2 separate regions of the Homo sapiens genome follow, and region 1 is linked to region 2. Evidence: read pairs that join two places in POLR2A ChIA-PET (ENCODE). Cell type or tissue: GM12878. All regions are shown on one strand. Region 1 overlaps SLA2 (Src like adaptor 2). Region 2 overlaps MTCL2 (microtubule crosslinking factor 2).

Evidence for each region. ChIA-PET counts read pairs that join two places held together with the same protein. Peaks named below come from ENCODE experiments on the same cell type or tissue, not always from the same donor. Only the 100,000 strongest peaks of a DNase experiment are listed, where the experiment ranks them.
Region 1: POLR2A ChIA-PET joins it to region 2 with 5 read pairs; 8 of 35 experiments call an interaction of 5 or more read pairs at or near these places.

The regions. Positions count from the first base shown.
Region 1 is chr20:36,615,078-36,620,077 of GRCh38, reverse strand. It overlaps SLA2 (Src like adaptor 2), which reads left to right. Exons shown (of 8, transcript NM_032214.4): 6 at 4,704-4,853. Among named protein-coding and RNA genes, the nearest start is that of RAB5IF, 12 kb to the right of the region's middle. In GM12878, no CTCF peak of the experiment used is centred here; no DNase peak of the experiment used is centred here.
Region 2 is chr20:36,833,197-36,838,196 of GRCh38, reverse strand. All of the region lies in intron 2 of MTCL2 (microtubule crosslinking factor 2), which reads left to right. Among named protein-coding and RNA genes, the nearest start is that of MTCL2, 28 kb to the left of the region's middle. RefSeq lists a silencer at 2,205-2,494 and an enhancer at 2,725-2,784. In GM12878, a CTCF peak has its summit at 1,331; DNase peaks (open chromatin) are centred at 1,307 and 2,436; H3K4me3 peaks cover 2,387 bases; H3K27ac peaks cover 2,465 bases.

The DNA.
Region 1 (5,000 bases), 220 kb after region 2:
GCTCTGTCGCCCAGGCTGGAGTGCAGTGGCATAATAATTGCCTCTGCCTCCTGGGTTCATGTGATTCTCCTGCCTCAGCCTCCTGAGTAGCTGTGACTATCGGCTCACACCACCACACCTGGTTAATTAAAAAAAAATTTTTTTTTGGCCAGGCACGGTGGCTCACACCTGTAATCCCAGCACTTTGGGAGGCCGAGACAGGTGGATCACAAGGTCAGGAGATCGAGACCATCCTGGCTAACATGGTGAAACCCCGTTTCTACTAAAAATACAAAAAAAAATAGCCACGTGTGGTGACAGGCACCTGTAGTCCCAGCTATTTGGGAGGCTGAGACAGGAGAATGGCGTGAACCCAGGAGGCAGAGCTTGCAGTGAGCCGAGATGGCGCCACTGCACTCCAGCCTGGGTGAGAGAGCGAGACTCTGTCTCAAAAAAAAAAAAAAGAAAAAAATTTGTACAGACATGGGAAGGGGGTCTCTATGTTGACCAGGCTGGTCTTTAATTCTTAGCCTCAAGTGACCCTCCCACTTCAGTCTCTCCAATTTTTTTTTTGACACAGAGTCTTGCTATATTGCCCAGGCTGGAGTGCAGTGGCGTGATCTTGGCTCACTGCAACCTCCTGCTCCCAGGTTCAAGCAATCCTCCTGCCTCAGTCTCCCAAGTAGCTGGGATTACAGGCGTGTGCCACCATGCCTGGCTAATTTTTGTATTTTTAGTAGAGATGGGGTTTCACCATGTTGGCCAGGCTGGTCTTGAACTCCTTACCTCAGGTGATCCACCCACCTTAGCCTCCCAAAGTGCTAGGATTACAGGTGTGAGCCACCGCACCCAGCCTTTTTTTTTTTTTTTTTTTTTTTCCCCCAGAGTCTCACTCCATTGCCCAAGCTGGAGTGCAGTGGCGTGATCTCAGCTTACTGCAACCTCCACCTCACAGGTTCAAGCAATTCTCTTGCTTCAGCCTCCCAAGTAGCTGGAATTACTGGCACCAAGCCTGGCTAATTTTTTTGTATTTTTTGTAGAGATGGAGTTTCACCATGTTAGTCAGACGCATCTCAATCTCTCGACCTCAAATGATCTGCCCACCTCAACCTCCCAAAGTGTTGGGATTACAGGCGTGAGCCACCAAACCTGGCTTCTAGATACTTTTTTTTTTTTTTTTTTTTTTTTTTTTGAGATGGAGTTCACTCTTGTTCCCTAGGCTGTAGTGAAATGGTACAATCTCGGCTCACTGCAATCTCCGCTGCCTGGGTTCAAGCAATTCTCCTGCCTCAGCCTCTCAAGTAGCTGGGATTTATAGGCATGTGCCACCATACCTAGCTAATTTTATATTTTTAGTACAGATGGTCAGGCTGCCTTGTTGGTCAGGCTGGTCTTGAACTCCTGACCTCAGGTGATCCAACAGCCTCTGCCTCCCAAAGTGCTGGGATTACAGGCTTGAGCCACTGCGCCCAGCCTAGATACCTTTTCCTTATTAATTTCTAATTTAATTCCATTGTGGCCAGACAACATATTTTTAATGATTTCAATCCTTTTAAATTTGTTGGCCGGGCACAGTGGCTCACAGCTGTAAACCCAGCACTTTGAGAGGCCAAGGTGGGCAGATCACAAGGTCAGGAGTTCAAGACCAACCTGGCCAACATAGTGAAACCCCATCTCTACTAAAAAAACAAAAAAATAGCCGGGCATGGTGGCACGTGCCTGTAGTCCCAGCTACTTGGGAAGCTGAGGCAGGAGAATCACCTGAACCTGAAAGGCGGAGGTTGTGGTGAGTCAAGATCATGCCACTGCACTCCAGTCTTTTGAATTCTATTGTCTGATATTAATATCCCACTAACATTCTCCCATTAATAAGCCATTCTAGCTTACTTATGGTTGTCTGCATGATATATCTTTTTTCCATCTTTTTACTTTTAGCCTTTTTTTTTTTTTTTGAGACGGAGTCTCGCTCTGTCACCCAGGCTGGAGTGCAGTGGCACGATCTCGCCTCACTGCAACCTCTGCCTCCTGGGTTCACGCCATTCTCCTGCCTCAGCCTCCCGAGTAGCTGGGACTACAGGCGCCCGCCACCACGCCCGGCTAATTTTTTATATTTTTAGTAGAGCCAGGGTTTCACCGTGTTAGCCAGGATGATCTTGATCTCCTGACCTCGTGATCTGCCTGCCTCAGCCTCTCAAAGTGCTGGGATTACAGGCTTGAGCCACTGCGCCTGGACTAATTTTTTTGAGACGGAGTCTCACTCTGTCGCCCGGGCTGTAGTGCAGTGGCTGATCTCGGCTCACTGCAACCTCTGCCTCCTGGGTTCAAGCGAGTCTCCTGCCTCAGCCTCCTGAGTAGCTGGGATTACAGGCGCACGCCACCACGCCTGGCTAATTTTTTGTATTTTCAGTAGAGATGGGGTTTCACTGTGTTAGCCAGGCTGGTCTTGATCTCCTGACCTTGTGATCCGCCTGCCTTGGCCTCCCAAAGTGCTGGGATTATAGGCGTGAGCCACCGCGCCCGGCCCATTAACTTTTGTTTTAATTTTTTTTTTTTTTTTTTTTTTTTGAGACAGGGTCTCACTCTGTCATCCAGACTGGAGTGCAGTGGCACAATCTTGGCTCACCGCAACCTTCACCTCCCGGGCTCAAGCAATCCCCCTGCCTCAGCCTTCAGAGTAGCTGGGACTACAGGCATGAGCCACTCTGCCCAGCCTTGTTTATTTATTTTTTTAATTGAGATGGAGTCTCGCTCTGTTGCCCAGGCTGTAGTGCAGTGGTGTGATCTCGGCTCACTGCAACCTGTCTCCTGCGTTCAAGCAATTCTCCTGCCTCAACCTCCCAAGTAGCTGGGACTACAGGCGCACACCACCACACCTGGCTAATTTTTTTTTTTTTTGTATTTTTAGTAGAGGCAGGGTTTCGCCACATTGGTCAGGCTGTTCTTGAGCTCCTGACCTCAGGTGATCCGCCCACCTCGGCCTCCCAAAGTGCCGGGATTACAGGCGTGAGCCACTGCACCCGTCCCCGGCCTTGGGTTTTTTATTTATTTATTTATAGAGTCTTGCTCTGTTGCCAAGGCTGGACTGCAGTGGCACAATCTCGGCTCACTGCAACCTCTGCCTCCTGGGTTCAAGTGATTCTCCTGCCTTAGCCTTCCAAGTAGCTCGGACTACAGGTGTGCACCACCACACCCAGCTAACTTTGGTATTTTTAGTAGAGATGGGGTTTCACCACGTTGGCCAGGGTGGTCTCGAACTGGGATTACAGGCGTGAGCCACTGCCCCTAGCCTGTTTTAATATTTTAAATGTGCTTATATGGCCAGGCACGGGGTGGTTCACGCCTATAATTCCAAGTACTCAGGAGGCTGAGGCAAGAGGACTGTTTGAGCCCAGGAGCTGTGATCATGCCACTGCACGCCATCTGGGCAACAGAGCGAGAGCATGGCTCTAAAAATAAATTAAAATCTGGCTGGGCGCGGTGGCTCATGCCTGTAATCCCAGCACTTTGGGAGGCTGAGGCAGGCGGATCACGAGGTCAAGAGTTCGAGACCAGCCTGGCAAATATGGTGAAACCCTGTCTCTACCAAAAATACAAAAAATTAGCCGGGCGTGGTGGTGGCAGGCGCCTGTAGTCCCAGCTACTCGGGAGGCTGAGGCGGGGGAATCACTTCAACCCAGGAGGCGGAGGTTGCAGTGAGCCGAGATTGCACCACTGCACTCCAGCCTGGGCAACAGAGGGAGACTCTGTCTCCAAAAAAAAAAAAAAAGAAAATTAAAATAAAAAAAAAAAATGAAAAAATGAAACATGCAAAGCTGGTGAAACTGTCATTCATCAGTGTATGTAATGTATACATGTAGGTTGAGCAGCACTAATAAAACTGACATCCACGCGCCCACTTGCCAGCTGAAATTACCTAACAAGCCCTTTGTAGCCCCCTCTCATGCTTCACTGTGTTAATCATTCAGTTGCTTTTCTTCAGAGCTTTGCCGTGTGTGCCTGTGCAACATATAATGTCATGTTGGCTATCTTTGAACTTTAAATAGAATCAGGCTGAATGTATGCTCTGTAATGTTTTTCTGCTTAATTTCCAAGATTTCCTTATGCTTATATGTAGCAGTTATTAATTTTTACTGCTGTATAGCACTACACTCTATAATCCACAATTTATTCTACTCTTGAGCACAAACGGGCTGTTTGCCGTTTTTGACTTTTACAAACAATGCCGCTGTGCATATTGCTTGTGTGCTTCTGAGGTATTGTGCCTGGGAAGAACTGCTGGGTTGTAAGGTACGTGCATGTTCAGCTCATCTAGTTAATGCCAAACTGTTTCCAAGGTGGCTCGTACTAATTTCTCTTCCACCAGCAGGGTGGGAGGTCCTACTTCTCCACTTCCTTGCCAGCATCTTCTTGACAGTGTTTTTGCATCCTAACATATCTGCCACCTGAGTCTTTGTAAGAACAGCCAACGCTGAATGTTCACTCACACAGTGCCAGACCCTGTACTGAGGGCTCTGTGTGTGATTTGATTTCACCCTCACAAGACCCCCATCTATTATGAACATATTATTGATGACCAAGAGAGCAAGTCTTTGTCCTGCTTCTGCCCCAGACACTTCCCTTCTGCCGGGGCCCCATGGTCACGTTGCCTATCTTCGTTTCCCAGCCTAGGTGGGGCCGAGTCCCAGCAGGGCCTCAGTGCCACCCCTGGACCCCTTTCTCCTCAGGCTCTTACTCTCTGTCAGTCCGCCTCAGCCGCCCTGCATCCTGGGACCGGATCAGACACTACAGGATCCACTGCCTTGACAATGGCTGGCTGTACATCTCACCGCGCCTCACCTTCCCCTCACTCCAGGCCCTGGTGGACCATTACTCTGGTATGGCCTTTCCCTGCCTCCAGGACTAGGCTGGGATAGTCTGTGGGGAGGAGCAGGCAGTGGTGCCCTTGGATATTTTACCTACTGTGGAGTATTCAGACAGACAGAAGAGCGGCCTCCCCTATTTTCACGCCAGTCCCTATGCCA
Region 2 (5,000 bases):
CATGTGTAGTCCCAGCTACTCGGGAGGCTGAGGCAGGAGAATGGCGTGAACCCACGAGGCGGAGCTTGCAGTGAGCCAAGATCGTGTCACCACTGCACTCCAGCCTGGGCGACAGAGCGAGACTCCGTCTCAAAAAAAAAAAAACAAAGAGAAGTAGTGAAGGCCTAGAGTTGGTCAAGGCTGGTTTAAATCTTGGCTCCAATATACCTGAACTTTATTATTTTGAGCAAAGTCATCAATTTCAGTGTCCTCATCTGTAAAATGGGTTTGCAGCAATCTCTATCTCACAGGGTTATATGAGGATTAAATGAAATAATGCGGGCTGGGCACAGTGGCTCATGCCTGTAATCCCAGCACTTTGGGAGGCCGAGGCGGGCAGATCACCTGAGGTCAGGAGTTCGAGACCAGCCTGGCCAACATGGTGAAACCCCATCTCTACTAAAAATACACAAATTAGCCGAGTGTGGTGGTTCCCGCCTGTAATCCCAGCTACTCAGGGGCTGAGACAGGAGAATCGCTTGAACCCGGGAGGCGGAGGTTGCAGTGAGCTGAGATCGCGCCACTGCACTCCAGCCAGGGTGACAGAGTGAGACTCCGTCTCAAAAATAATAATAATAATAATAATAATAATAATAATAATAATAATAATGTGGGTAAAATGCCAGCATAAGGACTCAAAAATGTTAGCTATCATTATTTCCATTTTCTTGATGAAGAATCTGAGGTTCAGAGAAAAGCAATACCTGCCGAAGGTCAAGGGGCGCTCAGTGTGTTGGTGGCAGAGCCCAGGCTCATGAGCCTCCCAAGCCTCCAGCTTGGCCTCACTGCTCTCTGCTTCAGGAAGCAGGGGAAGGGTGGGTGGGAGGTTGGCAGGTGGGATGTCCCCCTGCCTGTCTTCGGAAGCTCTGGTCTGGTGGTGAGAACTCCAGGGCCCCCAGGCCCGGCCCTCTGCCCTCAGAACTCAGCCCAGTGTGATCTGGTGACACGAGGAGCTGGGATGGGGCCCTAGGGAGGCTTCCTGCAGGGGTGACTTCTGAGTGAAGGCCCAAGGGAGAAGTGGGCCTGAGCCAGGAAGGGGGAAAGAGGAAGGTGGCAGAAGATGGCTCCTGTGAGGACCCAGGGGAGCGGCAGGATGCGAGTCAGCCACACACTTACCTGGGGAGAAGTCCCTTCTGTTGGAAGACACTGGCAAACTCAAGCCCTATAGCCTTTCCAGTGGAATATAAAAGAAAAACCTTTGTTAAGGGACCAGGGAGAGCCATGGTTTCAAAGGCCAGCAGAACCAGGGGAGGTAAACAGGAGTGCCTGTTCCAGGAAGCTGCTGGCGCCCCCTGTGGTCTTGTTGGTGCACAATGGGATTGTAGTGCTGTCCTACACATGAGGCAACCAATGGTTGTGTCTCCGCCAGAGGTGGAGGCTCATGCCTGTAATCCCAGAATCCCAGCGCTTTGGGAGGCTGAAGTGGGAGGATCGCTAGAGGCCAATAGTTGGAAATCAGGCTGGGCAACATAGCAAGACCCTATCTCTACAAAAAAATAAAAAAAATTAGCAGAGGCTGGGGGTGGTGGCTCACACCTGTAATCCTAGCACTTTGGCAGGCCGAGGCGGATGGATCACCTGAGGTCAGGAGTTCGAGACCAGCCTGGCCAACATGGTGAAACCCCGGCTCTACTAAAAATACAAAATGAGCCGGGTGTGGTGGTACACGCCTGTACTCCCAGCTACTCAGGAGGCTGAGGCAGATGAATCGCTTGAACCTGGGAGGCCGAGGTTGCAGTGAGCTCACACCATTGCAGTCCAGCCTGGGTGACAGAGTGAAACTCTGTCTCAAAAAAAAAAAAAAAAAAAAAAAAAATTAGCTGGGCGTGGTGGCAAGTGCCTATAGTCCCAGCTATATGGGAGGCCAAGGCCAGAGGATTGCTTGAGTCCAGGAGTTAAAGGTTTCAGTGAGCTATGATTGCAGCACTGCACTCCAGCCTGGGCGACAGAGCGACAAGGTCTCTCTCTAAAAGAAAAAAAAGAATGAGTTAGTTTCCAAGTTCAAAGCGTACCTCTACTTGACAGGGCAGCTCCCGGGCATATTCAGATTCCAATCACTGGGTTGGGAGGGGTGGGGGGTGGTGGGGGAAGGCAGTAGGGAGGAGATGGGGAGGGGGAGGGAATAGCTGGAGAAGCTCAGAGGAATCTGCGTTTGGGCATATAGTGGAGGATTTCTGGGAGGGACACAAAAAAATGTCAGACTTCAGAAAGATGAGGAAGAGGCGGAGGAGAGGCTGGGACCTGGAGCTAGCTGCCGGCTGCGGCGCCTCCGTGGGTGGAGCTAGAGCAGCGGCGGCGGCGGCGGGGAGGCGGGTGTGGGGAGCGGGTGTGTGGCTCTCCGGAGTCTGGGCGGAGAGGAGGGGCCGTTTCTGTTGGGGTTTGAATTAGCCAATCAGCATCCCTCTTGCCCTTCCCTCCCTCCTCTCCCCACGCTGCAGCTGGAGCGCTGAGCTCATCTGCGGGCCTGGGGCCTGAGCTGGATGGACACCTCTGGCCACCACCCTGAGCCCCATGTGCTGGGGTCGTTCTGGGGGGTTTTGGGAAGTTATCAGAATGCTGCTTTCCCTGGCATCGTCTTGGAGGGCTTGATGGACCCGAGTGGGGAGGGGGCGGGCGCTGCCTAGGAGGGTACCTCTGGGACTTCCCCAACTTGCTCTGCCAGCTCCGTGGTCCATGCCCTGACTTGCCCCTACCGCTTGGTGCCTCATTTTCCCCTTCTGTTAAATGTGGCTTTTGACCAGCTGAATCCTCAGGGCTTTTGAGCTCCTGTGGTTTTATGGAGCAGAGGGGTATTGGTGGGGTGGGGTGGGGGGTCATGAATAAAACCACAGGCCTCAGTGCCCCCCCCCAACCCCCAGCTCTCCCTCTCTGCTGGTCCTCACCGTTGACAGGACCTACAGAACCTCGGTGGGGCCTTTGCCCAGCATGAGGAGGGCAAGGTCACGGGGCGGAGAGCTGCTGTGCCACGTTTGCTGTGTGGCCTTGGGTAAGTTCCTTCACATCTCTGAGCTTGTTTCCTCATGGAAAATGGAGATAAAATGAGTCCCTCCCTCTAGAGGTTTTTGTGAGGATAAAATGAAATAATTCAAGTGAAGAGAGTATTAAATACTAGGTCTGGAAATAAACATGTATTGGTTGTGGTTTTCTTTTTCTTTTTTTTTTTAAGGCAGGGTCTCACTCTGTCACCCAGGCTGGAGTGCAGTGGTGTGATCTCAGCAACCTCTGCCTCCTGGGTTCCAGCAATTCTCCTACCTCAGCCTCCCAAGTAGCTGGGATTACAGGCATGCGCCACCATGTCCAGCTAATTTTCGTATTTTTAGTAGAGATGGGGTTTCTCTGTGTTGGCCAGGCTGGTCTCTAACTCCTGACCTCAGGTGATCTACCCACGTCGGCCTCCCAAAGTGCTGGGATTACAGGTGTGAGCCACCATGCCTGGTCTGGTTGTGGTTTTCTTATTGCTGAGAAGAACTCACACAGCAAGTATAAGTTCTTCTGAGCAATACATCAGTAGGACTACTAGTAGTAGTAGGCTAGTAGGACTGGTTGGTAGTAGTAGTAGACTAGTAGTCTGGGGGCGAGGGTAGGCCAGGATCTCAGCCTCCCAGGGTGGATAAAAATCACCAGGAGGGCTTGTTCACAACATACATTCCCAGGACCCGTGAGGAGCTGAGACCGGATACAAGGAGGTCAGGTCCAGGGAATCTGGGATCTAAACTCTGGTCTAAAGTGACTCCTGTGGGAAGCCAAGGACACACCAGGAGCACGCCCCCTTCCTCAGATACAGATGTTGCTGGAGAAAATGTTCTGGCTTTGGGTTTCATTCCTAGGTGACCTGTGCAGGTTACCTCCCTTCTTTGAGCCTCACTTTCCTCATCTGTAGAGTGGGGGTGACATTCCTACCCTCCTGGGGTTTGTAGGAGGATTCAGCCACACGGAGTCCAGAATGCTGCCTGGCCAGGGGATGCTCTTCCTTTTTTCTTTTTTTTTTTTTTTTTGAGATGAAGTCTTGCTCTGTCACCCAGGCTGGAGTACAGTAGCGTGATCGCTGCTCACTGCAACTTCCACCTCCCGGGTTCAAGCAATTCTCCTGCCTCAGCCTTCCGAGTAGCTGGGATTACAGGCATGCCACCATACCCAGCTAATTTTTGTATTTTTTTAGTAGAGACGGGGTTTCACCGTGTTGACCGGTCTGGTCTCGAACTCCTGACCTCAAGTGATCTGCCGGCCTCGGCCTCCCAAAGGGCCAGAATTACAGGCATGAGCCACCATGCCCGGCCTTGTTTCTTTGTTTCTTTCTTTCTTTCTTGAAACATAGTCTCTCTTTGTCACCCAGGCTGCAGTACGGTGGCTGATCACAGCTCACTGCAGCCTTGACCTCCTGGGCTCTCAAGGGATCCTCCTGTCTCAGCTTCCTGAGTAGCTGATACTGCAGGCACACACCATCATGCCCTGCTAATTTTAAAAAGTTTTTATAGAGATGGGGGTCTCCCTATTTTGCTCAGGCTGGTCTTGAACTCCTGGCCTCAAGCAGTCTTCCTACCTCGACCTCCCAAAGTATTGGAATTACAGGCGTCAGCCACCATGCCCGGCCAGGAGCTGCTCTTTCGTGAGAGCTCCCATCCCTCTCCCTGAGGATCAGGATGACAGAGGCCCAGGAGCCGAGGGGCCTGATGCCTGGGGAGCAGGGGCTGGAGGCTGCTAGTTGCACTTGGCAGGAGCCAGGCCCTAGCGCTGTAAACAGTGACCTCATGGCTGAGTGCATTTGTTTATGGTTTAGGGATTTGCCCTGGTTTTCGGAAGCCGCAGCTGCCGCGCCTCCCTTAGTATCTCAGCCCCCCTACCTTGAGGGTAGCTGGGAGGATCAAATGGGATAGACACGTGGGGCCCTTCAAATGCCTGACACAGTAAGCCCACTGTTGGGGTTTATTATTAATACTTGTATTGTTGATGTTAATGTAATG